Regions from separate parts of the Homo sapiens genome. Here region 1 is linked to region 2. The links are chromatin contacts, found by POLR2A ChIA-PET in ENCODE. All regions are on one chromosome and are shown on one strand. Each heading gives the region's core, a stretch centred on a gene start or an enhancer-like site at or near the end of the contact. The rest is flanking DNA. Distances are from core to core; before and after follow the strand shown. Region 1 overlaps EZR (ezrin). Region 2 overlaps SYTL3 (synaptotagmin like 3).

Region 1 (5,932 bases), core at 74-2,573, 97 kb before region 2:
GGCAAGTTTCCCATGGTGAGTCTGCGACATCAGCATAATCCTAGATTCTGGATTGATCTGATCAGAAGCTACCTGAATTTAAGAGGCAGAAGGAAACTACCTCTGGAAAGAGAAGGGAGAGGCTCCTGACTGCCTCCTGACTACCGTCTCTGCCCTGATTGTCCACAGTCAGCCTGATTGCTCTGCAGGGCTCCCCGAAACAAATCATCTGATGGCCACCAGGTTCAGGGGCCTGGCAGAGAAGGTGCCAGGGCAAGAATGCTCCTGGGGTCTTTTTGCCAAGCCCTGCCTTTTGGCCTGGGTTCCTGCTTTCCACGTAAAGAGCAGAGTGGCCCAGAGTTCCTGGATGTACCGGTTTCCTTCCCAGCCTCATGCTGTTCCTTGAAATGACAGCTCTCCCCATTTCCCACTTGAGGCTCACCCATCTCATCTGTTCTCAGATATTTTTGTTCTCAGCATCCCCACATCTCAGGTTCCCCCAAAACCCTCTCTGGAGTTCTCAAAGGGAGTGGTGCTGCTTTCCACAAATGACCTGCATGAGTCCATCTCCATTTGCAACCACGCGGATTCCTGCCAGACCCCAGGGCACAGATCTATTTCACTTGGGCAAGTCAGGGACCTGTGCCAGCTGTGCCCAACCTCCTCTCACCTCCGGGGCCCACGTGGTGATACTGCACAGGGAGGGAGGCAGGCGCTGTCACAGGAGCTCCTCAGAGAACCTGGAAATGAGATATTGAGGACTCTCGGTTCGCTCCTACTCCAAGTGTGCTGGATGCAGCATTGGTAAAGAAGCACGGAAAAGCCAGGCACAGCGGCTCACACCTGGAATCCCAGCACTCTGGGAGGCCGAGGCAGGCGAATCCCTTGAGCTCAGGAGTCTTGCCCAGCCTGGGGAACATGGCGAAACCCCGTCTCTACCAAAATTTAAAAAATTAGCTGGCTATGGTGGTGCACGCCTGTGGTCTCAGTCAGGTGGCTGAGGTGGGAGGATCACTTGAGCCTGGGAGGCAGAGGTTGTAGTAAGCCAAGATTGCGCCACTGCACTCTAGCCTGGGTGACAGAGCGAGACCGTGTCTCAAAAAAAATTTTAAAGAAGTGGGGAAAGTGGGTACTTGGAACCAGGACACCATCTTTCCGGGAGACCCTAGAGCTGAAGCCGTGGCTATTAAGACAGCCATGCCAAGGAGCAGTGCACAAAGTCCTCGTGGGAACGTATGTGGGAAACTGCCTCTGCCTTGGAAATCTCTTCAATGACCAGATTTTGTAACGTGGCCAGGCCAGGGCTGTCCAAACAGGTTTTTCAACCTGCAGGAAAACAGCCATGGGCAGGAACTTGCTGATGTCAGCTTGTAACTGCCCCAGCCCACGTAAGTGTCCATTTCTTCCAAGTAAAAACGTGAGCTGTGTGCCCTATTTAGTGCTGTTTTTGCGCTCTGCTCCCCCTCCCCCACCATTGAGCGATGAACGTGGCAACTCTCTCAGATGGTTCTTTCCCCACAGAGCATGCTGGGGTGTTGGGCAGGCTCACTTTCTGCCTCTCTTCTCCCCATTCCTGAAGGCACACCCCTCTCTTCATGAAAAAAGCATTTATGTAGATATTCAGTCATTTAATAGGCCCAAATTCTTTCCCTTTTGAACAAATATTGACAACTTGGTAGCAGCATAAGCAGGAGACTGTCCTGAAGTCTGAGGAGTGCTGAGAACTCGCCAGCTGTTGCGCTGTTACCTCTCTCGGTAGAACTAGGAGAATTAGATATGCCTGAAACATTGTTCAGGTGAGAAAGCTGATCTATTGAATATGGAAATTGAGCTCTAAGAGATTTATACTCTGCAAGTAAAGTCTCTATTAAAACACCTGTTTTAGTATTAAATAGGGTCTGGCTGGGAAATCTGTCTCTTGGGGTTCCCTTTTCATTGTACACATAAGCATTAAGTGGGAGCATGTAGGACTATTTGTCATCTTTCTTTAAACCCTTAGCTTGGAATAGGTGGGAGTATAAAGAGGGCAAAAACAGGTAAGCGCCCTCCTGACAGGCATTGTAAGCTTGTGAACAGAGGAAGTTCAGTTTAGCTGGGTTACAATTTGAAACCTGACACTCGGACCAAAAACAAAAACTAACAAAAACTAGAGGAACCTGATCTTTAGTCCTGTAAAAGCACTTTTTCTCCCTTAGCTTCATCCCTCTTTGGGCAGATTTCATCATAGAAGTCCTTCTGTAGGTAGGAGTTTCTGGAAATGCACTAGGTCCAGGGCTTCCACCTTAAAGGGAAAGGGTGCACGGGGAGCTTGGGGACTGAAACAGGAGCCACAGAACATGTCTCTTCTTTAAATTCCTTGCGGATAGGTACTCAGGGCTTCGCTTGCTTTCTCACGTCTCTTTCCGTATGCACTCCACTGTCACCCTCTGGCCCTCTAACACATTTCCAAGAAAACTGCAGGCATCCATATCCTTCCTCAAAATGAAAGTGCATATGATATACTAGAGGTTGGTTATGTTTTGTTCTTTTGATGTAAAATTTAAATACAATGAAATGTAATCTTAAGTGTTCATTTGTTGAGTTCTGACAAATATGCCTGAAAAATGCAAAATCTTAAGACATGTAGAACATTATCACACTCAGCTACATATTTTGGATTTACATTTTTTAATCATTCTTGGTTTTTTTTTTTTTTTTGATATGGAATCTCACTGTGTCACCCAGGGTGGAGTGCAATGGCACATTCTCAGCTCACTGTAACCTCTGCCTCCTGGGTTCAAGCGGTTCTCCTGCCTCAGCCTCCCGAGTAGCCAGGATTACAGGCACATGCCACCACTCCTGGCTAATTTTTGTATTTTTAGTAGAGATGGGGTTTCACTGTGTTGGCCAGGCTGGTCTCAAACTCCTGACCTCAAATGATCTGCCCACCTTGGCTTCCCAAAGTGCTGGGATACAGGTGTAAGCCACCATGCCTGGCCCATTCTTGCATTTTAAAGTCATTTCAGGCTGGGCATGGTGGCTCATACCTGTAATCCCAGCACTTTGGGAGGCTAAAACAGGTAGATCCCTTGAGCTCAGGAGTTCAAGACCAGCCTGGGCTGGTCTTTGCCAACATGGCAAAACCCCGTCTCCACCAAAAGTACAAAAAATTAGCTGGGCGTGGTGGTGCATGCCTGTGGTCCTAGCTACTTGGGAGGCTGAGGTGGGAGGATCACTTGAGCCCGGGAGGCGGAGGCTGCAGTGAGCCAAGATTGTGCCACTGCACTCTAGCCTGGGTGACAGAGTAAGACCCCATCTCAATTTAAAATATATATATTATTTCAAACTTTAAAAAGATTCTAAAAATAGTACAAATAATTCCCATATACCCTTCACTTAGCTTCCTCAAACATTAACACCTTATGTAACCGTAGTCCAAATACCAAGATAAGAAAATTAACATTAGCAGTCTCTAGACCTCATTCCCATTTTAATCAGTTGTCTCACTGATGTCCTATTTCTGCCCCGGGACCCTCTCTGGAGCCACACAGTTAGTTGTCAGACCTCCCTGTCTCCTTCGATGTGGGATAGTTCCAGTCTTTTTTTGTCATGACCTTGGTATTTTTGAAGAGTACTGGCCATTGACTTTGGAAAGCCCTTCAGCTTGGATTGTCTGGTGTTTTCTCATTATTTGGAGTTTTACATTTTTGGTAAGAATAAAGTGCTGTTTTGCCCTTCCAGGACCTCTTTCAAGGTGGCACATGTGGTCGGTATATCTTATCTTAGGTGGTGCTAATTTTGATTATTAGTTAAGGTGGTGTCTGCCACGTTTCTCCACTGTAAAATCACTATCCTTCCCTTTACAATTGGTCAGTATATTTGGGGGAGATAATTTTAAACTATGTAGATGTCCTAGTTCTAGCTACCATTGATGAGATTACTGTGGTATTTGAGAAATTGTGATTTTTAAAAACTTTTTACGTGTATTAATTGGAATTCTATAAGGAGCCAATTTCTGTTCTCCATTTATTCAGTTATATTAATATGGACTCATGGATATGTGTTTCGGTCTTTGGGTTATGATCTATGAGTATGTATCTTCTTGCTCAGGTTGTTTGAGATTTGGCCTTTAGGAGCACCTTGAAGTGTGAGCCCTGCATTCTTTGCAGGCTTCCTTGCTGCCTGGCTCCTCGAGATGCACCAGGTTCATCCTTTGTGTTCCCTGTTCTAGTCCTGGAATCAGCCATTTCTCCAAAGGCCTCTGTCTGGTCCCTGTTATTGGAGAATCACGCTTTTTTAATGTGTGGCCTAAGCAAGGACACTTATAAACCCTGTGGCCACCTTCTCTGTAGACCCTGTTCATGTCCTATATGTGATCTCTTAGGAAAAAGGAAATCCTTGGGCTTTAATTTTCCAACTTTGGTCAAGAATTAAAAGTTCTTTAACTCAAAAGTGAGTCATAATTTTCATGTTTAACCTTTTTGTTTTGATACTGCAGTTATGCTTATGAGTGGCTATGAATTGTTATATGAGGTTTCAAAGTCCTAAGAGGAAAAACTTTCTAGGCACACCAGAGAGCCGGAGGCCTAAATTTTCTAAGGTCAGAACCTGTTTTGAGAGTCCTGTGTAGAGACAGGAGCCGGAGAGGGGATCCCAGCCCCTTGAAGTTTCAGGATGCGGCACGCTGGCTCACAGTGCTATGTGCTGTGGGCGGAGCCTCCGGAGCTTGGATCCTAGCTTCTCTGTTGGTGCCAGCAGGCTGCTCTTGTGTTTTGGGAGAAAGTGCTCCAGAAGCAACACATGCCTACCTGGTGCCACTTTCACAGCCTTTCAATGTAAGGAGGACATAGGCTGAAGTCAGTAGCAGGGCAAGGTGGTATCTGGAGTTCCCCTTTAATGCTCTGAAACCTGTAAAGAAAATTACATCTCGAAGATAAAAGAACAAACTCATTGCATGTCTGTTTGAATGCCAGGTGTGTTTTTTTTTAATGGGGATTGGTGATTCTAGAGCATAGCACTGTAAAAGAAAGGATGTATACAAAAGCTTTGACATTTAGAACCATGGTCTGGCCAGTGTCCTGCCATCATTCCTGCAGGCACACCATGACTGACTGCGCTAATTCCCCAGAAGGGCCATGTCAGGCTTACATGTTTGCCCTCAGCCTACAGAGTCCACCCCACTGCCTTGATCTAGTTGATGTGATCATAACGAAACCTGTATTGCTCATCAGTATTGAAGCTGTTGGTAGGCCATAGATTGCTTGACCTTCCTGCTACTTCTAAAATGAAGGTTTTTGTGGGATGTTGGAAAGGACTGCTTTGGAGGGCAGCATTGTTGGATGGTGGTTTTGAGGATTTGTCGTTATTTCCAGAATGGCATTATCCCTGGTAAAATGTGTTGGAAGAATAGGGTGGGAAGTGTCAGGTGAGCAGAGCAATGTGGTCTTGAAGTCACATGATGAACTTGGGAATGCTAATAAAAGCCAGAGTCTGGCCAGTCATGGCATTGCATTGGTTAAGTAGGATTAGCCCTGTGGGGCCTTCATTAGGGCGGTTAGTTTGAAGGCTGTCCTGGAAGTTGGAGAGTGACATGGGAAGATGTCTGTCCAGCCAGGAGAACACACACTGGAATGAGAACCAGAGGAGCAGAATGCATAGCAAGGCCTCTGTCCGTTTCTCTTGGCAAGCTCTGTTGAGTATGGCACGTCTAGGAACGTGATGGGATCTTGGCCCTCCCTGTTGGTTTCATAGAACTAAATGATCAGTAACTTAAATAACATTCAACAGTCTGTAGCAGAAGAGCCTGTATGTTAAGAGAGGCCTCAAGGGAAAGGGAGGCAGCCCTGGGGAACTGTGTGTTGAAAGGTGGGTCTGAACCGTGGAGTTTGGGGCTGGATTTGACAGCTCTTGGATGCTGAGTTAAGGACTGTGTTGACATGGGAGGAGAGGAAATTAATCAGATCAGCAGACTGAA
Region 2 (5,665 bases), core at 2,159-4,658:
ACTCCCAGAGGGTAATTTGGCAAAACATCAAAAGCCTTTCAAGTATTCATACACTTGACCAATCATTCTTCTAAGAATTTACCCCCCAAAAATAAACAGACATGTCAAAATACCTGTACAAGACGTTCATCACAGAGTTATCTATAACATGAAAAATCAAATACAGTGATATACTCACAGACACTCGGGAACAGGTTAAATAAACTATAGTGCATATATTTGGTGTATTTTATGGAGTCATCAATACATTTTGGAAGAAGTCTTAATAACATAGGAAAATGTTTATGCCAAGTTGAATTGTAAAAGCAAAATAAAACCACATAGAGTCTGATCACAATACATTTGAAATTGGATAAGTCTATCTGTGCACACACATATACACAGGCTTACCTAGAAAGAAGGCTGGGAGTGTGCAGGTGTGTACACGTGCATGTAATTTACAGTAGTTTGGGATTGTGGTAGTATTTCCATTACATCTAAATACTATTCTGTGTTTCCCAAATGCTTGCAAGGTTTGCATTACTTCTGTAATCAGAAAGTAAGTAACTTCCTTTCAAAGAGAAAAGGAAGCTCCCTCTCTTCACAGAATAGAAGATGGACCAAGGGGGAAGCAGTTAGGAGCTGCTACGTTGGAAGTGAGAATGAAGGGCAGAGGAAGATTCCAGAGACTCAGGAGGCAGAAATGTCAGGATTTGCTGACTGACCAGATGTAGCGGCAGAATGAGGAACAAAGGAGTCAAGTTTGATTCTCAGGTCTGTGGATTTGGAGACAGAGTGAGAGGTGTCGCCATTCTCCCAAGACAAGGAACACAGGATTTGGTAGCACACAGACGGTCCCAGTGATTCTTGCTTCCTGATATTCAGACCCTTTGTCCTCTCTGACTAGGGCTGACCTGTGGGACCCATAGGGCATAGCAGAAATGACAGGGTGTGGCTTCTGAAGCTAGACCATAAAAGATATTGTGGGCTCTGCTTTTCTCTCTCTTGGATCACTTGCCCTGGGAGAAGCCAGCCGCCATGTCATGAGGACACTCAAGCAGCCCTGTGGAGATATCCCCATGGTGAGGAACCAAGTCCTCCTCCCAATACCAGCAGTCACTGGCCAGGTATGAGGGTAAGCCCCAAGAGCACAGATCCCCCAGCCCCAGGCGAGCCTTCCACTGAAGACAGAAACTGTCAAAGAATGTTACTTGATTTATGTCACTAGGTTTGAGGGGAATTTGCTATACAGCAATAGATAACCAGTGCGTGGAAAGAGGCACAGACTGGAGCTGTCTGTACACTTTTGTGGTTTAAACCACCATCTAGTTTTTCTAACTTCTGCTCAGGATATAGAGGGCTGGAAAGAGTATTGCCGGTACCATGACAACAAAAACACTAGAGAACATGCAAAACCACTTTTTCCGGAACACATCAGAGAATTGAGGTTGCAGTTGCCTCCCTATTAGGGTCCAGTGGGGGCTTCCAGAGGGAGACCAGGGCCAGGAGGAGGGAGAAGGGGCTCATGCCTTCCTTCCGACCTGTGTCTGGCCAGCATCAGCTCAACAGGGTCGGAGGGTGTCTGCCTCCTGCAGCTGCTAGCTCTGTTCTCTCACTATTCCCTTTTTGCCTCCAATTCCTGTCTAACCAATCCCTAAAGTAAATTCTTATTCAAATAACCAGACAGTTTCTATTTCCCTAAGTGGATCTTAACTGCTGCAGCACAAATTCAATTCAACTCCTCAATGACTGCACCTGGTTCTCTTTTAGGGCCACAAATAGGAGCGTGGTGGAATTCCTGCCTGTCCACCTAAACCTCTGTCACCTGATCCTTGTTACCTTTCCTGACGCACCCGCTGCAAACTCCACCCAACCTGGTCTGGCTCATAGCACTACTTGTGTGCTCCTAACCTGGCATTTTCCCCCATAGTTCCATGCCTCTTACCCCAACTCTACTGAAACAGGACAATGGGAAAATGAGGCACCCTGGCATTTGAGGAAGCATTGTAGAGAAGGAGGGAAAGTTAGGGCTTTTCTGGTGTTTATTTTATACATTGATAGAAACGACATCAGCAAAAAAGAATGATTTATGCTGAGGTTGATCTTCCTGACCCTGGTTTGTTTGTCCTTACTGAAGTTTTTATTCTTAAAGTTATAAGGCAAGAAAGAAAACCCTAAGACATCAGTCTCACCTCTTTCCTAATTCCCTTTTTATCTTAAGTCACCTTGATAACATACTTCTCCCACTCACTCAGGAGACATGAAGTGCTGAAAAGATGACAAGATGGTAACGTGTGTGCACAAACACACACACATACATTCATGCACACATGAAAACTACTTACCTGAAATAATGATGCTAGAACTTCTAACGACGTAGAAAACTTTTTGAGTGAAGCAGATGTCTGCACTTAGCTGGCATTGAGAAATGACAAACTTCACCTCCTACAGCACTACTGTTTATAAGCTAGGAATTGATGTGGAAAAGGGTAGAGTCTACCTTCTGAAGAAGGCTCCAGCCCACCAACAAAAAGGTTTTGTTTTTGTTTGTTTGTTTGTTTTTGAGATGGAGTTTCACTCTTGTTGCCCAGGCTGGAGTGCCATGGCATGATCTCGGCTCACAGCAACCTCCGCCTCCCAGCTTTAAGCAATTCTCCTGCCTCAGCCTCCCGAGTAGCTGGGATTACAGGCAGGTGCCACCATGCCCGGCTAATTTTGTATTTTTAGTAGAGACGGGGTTTCTCCATGTTGGTCAGGCTGGTCTCGAACTCCCAATCTCAGATGATCTGCCCACCTCGGCCTCCCAAAGTGCTGGGATTACAAGTGTGAGCCACCGGGCCCGGTCAAAAAAGTATTTTAAAGAAACACAAAAGTGGCCGGGTGAAGTGCCTCATACCTGTAATCCCAGCACTTTGGGAGGCCAAGGTGGGCAGATCACTTGAGGTCAGGAGTTCAAGACCAGTCAACAAGGTGAAACTCCATCTCTACTAAAAATACAAAAATTAGTCAGACATGGGGCGTGTGCCTGTAATCCCAGCTATTCAGGAGGCTGAGGCAGGAGAATCCCTTGAACCCAGGAGGAGGAGTTTACAGTGAGCTGAGATCATGCTACTGCACTCCAGCCTGGATGACAGAACGAGACTCCATCTAAAAAAAAAAAAAAAAGAGAGAGAGAGAGAGACATAAAAGCAATAAAAACAGAGAAAAGTCCTGTGCTGCAGTTGCTTTGCCAAGGTCACACATTCCACATGGGATGACGGCACCCCTAAGGGGACAAAGATTGGTAGCAAATCTTACCTATTTCAACCGTCTGTGGCTCTCCAAAAGGCCTCAGTACATAGATATATGATATCTGTGATATCAAAAGGTTATGGTAGCAACTTTGAAAAAGTCTCTAAAAAGGCTATGTGGGGTAGGGGAGAGGGTGGCGGTAAGAAGCTGTTGAGAAACACTGGCTTAGAGGAAACAGCAACCCTGCTTCATTCCATTGCCTGACATGACCCTTAGTATTAGTTTTTTCCTCCAGGTTTCCAATAAACTTGGCAGAAGCAGCGTTTTTTTTTTTTTTTTTAAGAAGAGCCAGGAATATAAACCATGGGATAATTTAGTACCAACCAAATCTACACCTGGGCAAATCCACCCTTTATAAAAGCTGAATATCAACCCAAATGAATGGCTTCCTTTACTGCCAACAAACTTTTGGGTGAGGTTCTATGGCTTATTTCCCTACCTGCAAATTGCCACTTTTTCTAGAAAAGAGCCACCGCTGCCCTCTGAGTCAGGCTGTGAGTCTAGGTCCCCAACATCACATCACAGAGGAGGGGTGCTGCCCGCATCCCTGATATAGTCAGATGTGGTTCCCACAGCACCTGCCTGCACTCCACCGTGACGGTGCCTGTGTGCGCCTTTGTCCTGATGCCCCATCACAGCTCTTCTGTGATCAAAGCACAAATCATTCTCTCCACAGTTCCAGGTCCCAGCTACCAATTACACTGGCACAACATACATTGCAAATACTTTTGAAAAAGAAAATAAACTTTTAATCTAAGAAACACAAGCCTCCTTTAAAGTATCAGGCCTAGAGAGACACCGAAATGAGCCCGCAATCACGTCCCCCAACTTGGGCTAATCATTTCAAAGCCACTTGCTCTACGGACTCTAGATTGAGTGTCACCACCAATAGCCATAAATTATCCTAACAATGCCACACACTGGACACCATCACCCACAGCCTATAGCTCAGCAATGGATAGCCAATCATGAATCATGAATAAATTACGGGTATTTCCGTAAACCCACGAGAATTCCTGAAAACCAGCTTTTGTAATCGCCCCTCTCCTGATTCACCCTTCTCTCCTTTGTTCTCCAGAGCCCTTGGAAGTGTTTCCTGGGCTGCAGACCTCAGCCTTGGCCCAGATAAACTCTCCACCTGTATTAGTTTTGCCTCAGTTTCCTTCTTTAGGTCAACATCTCATTATAAGACATTCACAGTATACGGACAAAATGCTTCCACCCATATTACCGCAACATGCGCTCACTCCACAAGCATCAACCTCTGCTCAGTTCAAACGCTCTTCACTCACTGTGGTCTTCACTGATTCAATCATCTTGCTCAAGTATTATAAACAAGGTATTGTGCTTTGGCGCAATATGGGCTAACAAGATTTTAAAATCACAGTTACTGCTTGTAGAGAGAAACAGAAGTGCACAAACAATGCTACAATATAAGGAACTTTGCAACAATTACAGAAGAGAATTACAAACCCAGCACTGATGGTGTTTCAGAGGAGGGGACATCACCCCTAGAAGCAGGAAGCCAGGGAAACCTTGTAGTGCACGAGCCTTAAAGAATGGGGCCAACCTGGCCGGGCCCAGTGGCTCACGCCTGTAATCCCAGCACCTTGGGAGGCCGAGGCGGGCGGATCATGAGGTCAGGAGATCGAGACCATCCTGGCCAACATGGTGAAACCCCGTCTCTACTAAAAATAGAAAAATTAGCCGACTGTGGTGGCACGTGCCTGTAATCCCAGGTACTCCGGAGGCTGAGGCAGGAGAATCGTTTAAACCTAGGAGATGGAGGTTGCAGTGAGCCGAGATTGTGCCACTGCACTCCAGCCTGGCAACAGAGCAAGACTTCGCCTCAAAAAAAAAAAAAAAAAAAAAAAAGGAATAGGGCCAACCTCAGAGGTAGAAATGCAGCAGAGGGAAGAGTAGCGAGCAGAGGGAATGAGCAGCGTGAATTACAGTGAGAGCATCAGCAAATGGAATGGCAAGACATAGGGGCCCGCAGACTACACCCATCATGTTGCTTATATTCCAAAGTCTTAACATCAAATATTTTAAAACTAGGAATAGATCATTTTACTTTACTAAAAAAGTAAAGAGCATTTACCTCCAGTTGGAAATTTCTTGGCTCGTTCCTCATAGAACCATTCTCCAGTTTTTATTTTGACATTCCTGAAAAAATGAGCAGAAAGGAAGCTTCAGAGAGAGAAGATATGAATAGTGCTATATTTACCCCTTTTAAGGGTTAGGTAAGGTCACAAAATATTAGTCTTGCAATGGACCTCAGCAATCAATTTCCTGGCTTAAACACTTAAATTTACAGATTCCCCATAGAGGCGAAGTGATTTCAGTATCAGCAGCAAAGCTGTGCAACTCCCACCGCTATGTGTTTTATCTTGCA

What was found. ChIA-PET counts read pairs that join two places held with the same protein, here RNA polymerase II (POLR2A).
Region 1: POLR2A ChIA-PET joins it to region 2 with 10 read pairs in T-cell. The contact joins two enhancer-like sites. POLR2A ChIA-PET finds 5 or more read pairs at or near these places in 3 of 52 experiments (T-cell, activated T-cell and naive thymus-derived CD4-positive, alpha-beta T cell).

What each region holds. Positions count from the first base shown.
Region 1 is chr6:158,776,927-158,782,858 of GRCh38, reverse strand. All of the region lies in intron 7 of EZR (ezrin), which reads left to right. Among named protein-coding and RNA genes, the nearest start is that of MIR3918, 15 kb to the right of the region's middle. Within about 2 kb of position 1,323, at least 11 of the 41 ENCODE cell types and tissues checked have a DNase peak (open chromatin) inside an H3K27ac peak, as active enhancers do.
Region 2 is chr6:158,682,696-158,688,360 of GRCh38, reverse strand. It overlaps SYTL3 (synaptotagmin like 3), which reads right to left. Exons shown (of 18, transcript NM_001242394.2): 6 at 5,372-5,436. Among named protein-coding and RNA genes, the nearest start is that of SYTL3, 35 kb to the right of the region's middle. RefSeq lists a silencer at 1,118-1,318. Within about 2 kb of position 3,408, at least 3 of the 41 ENCODE cell types and tissues checked have a DNase peak (open chromatin) inside an H3K27ac peak, as active enhancers do.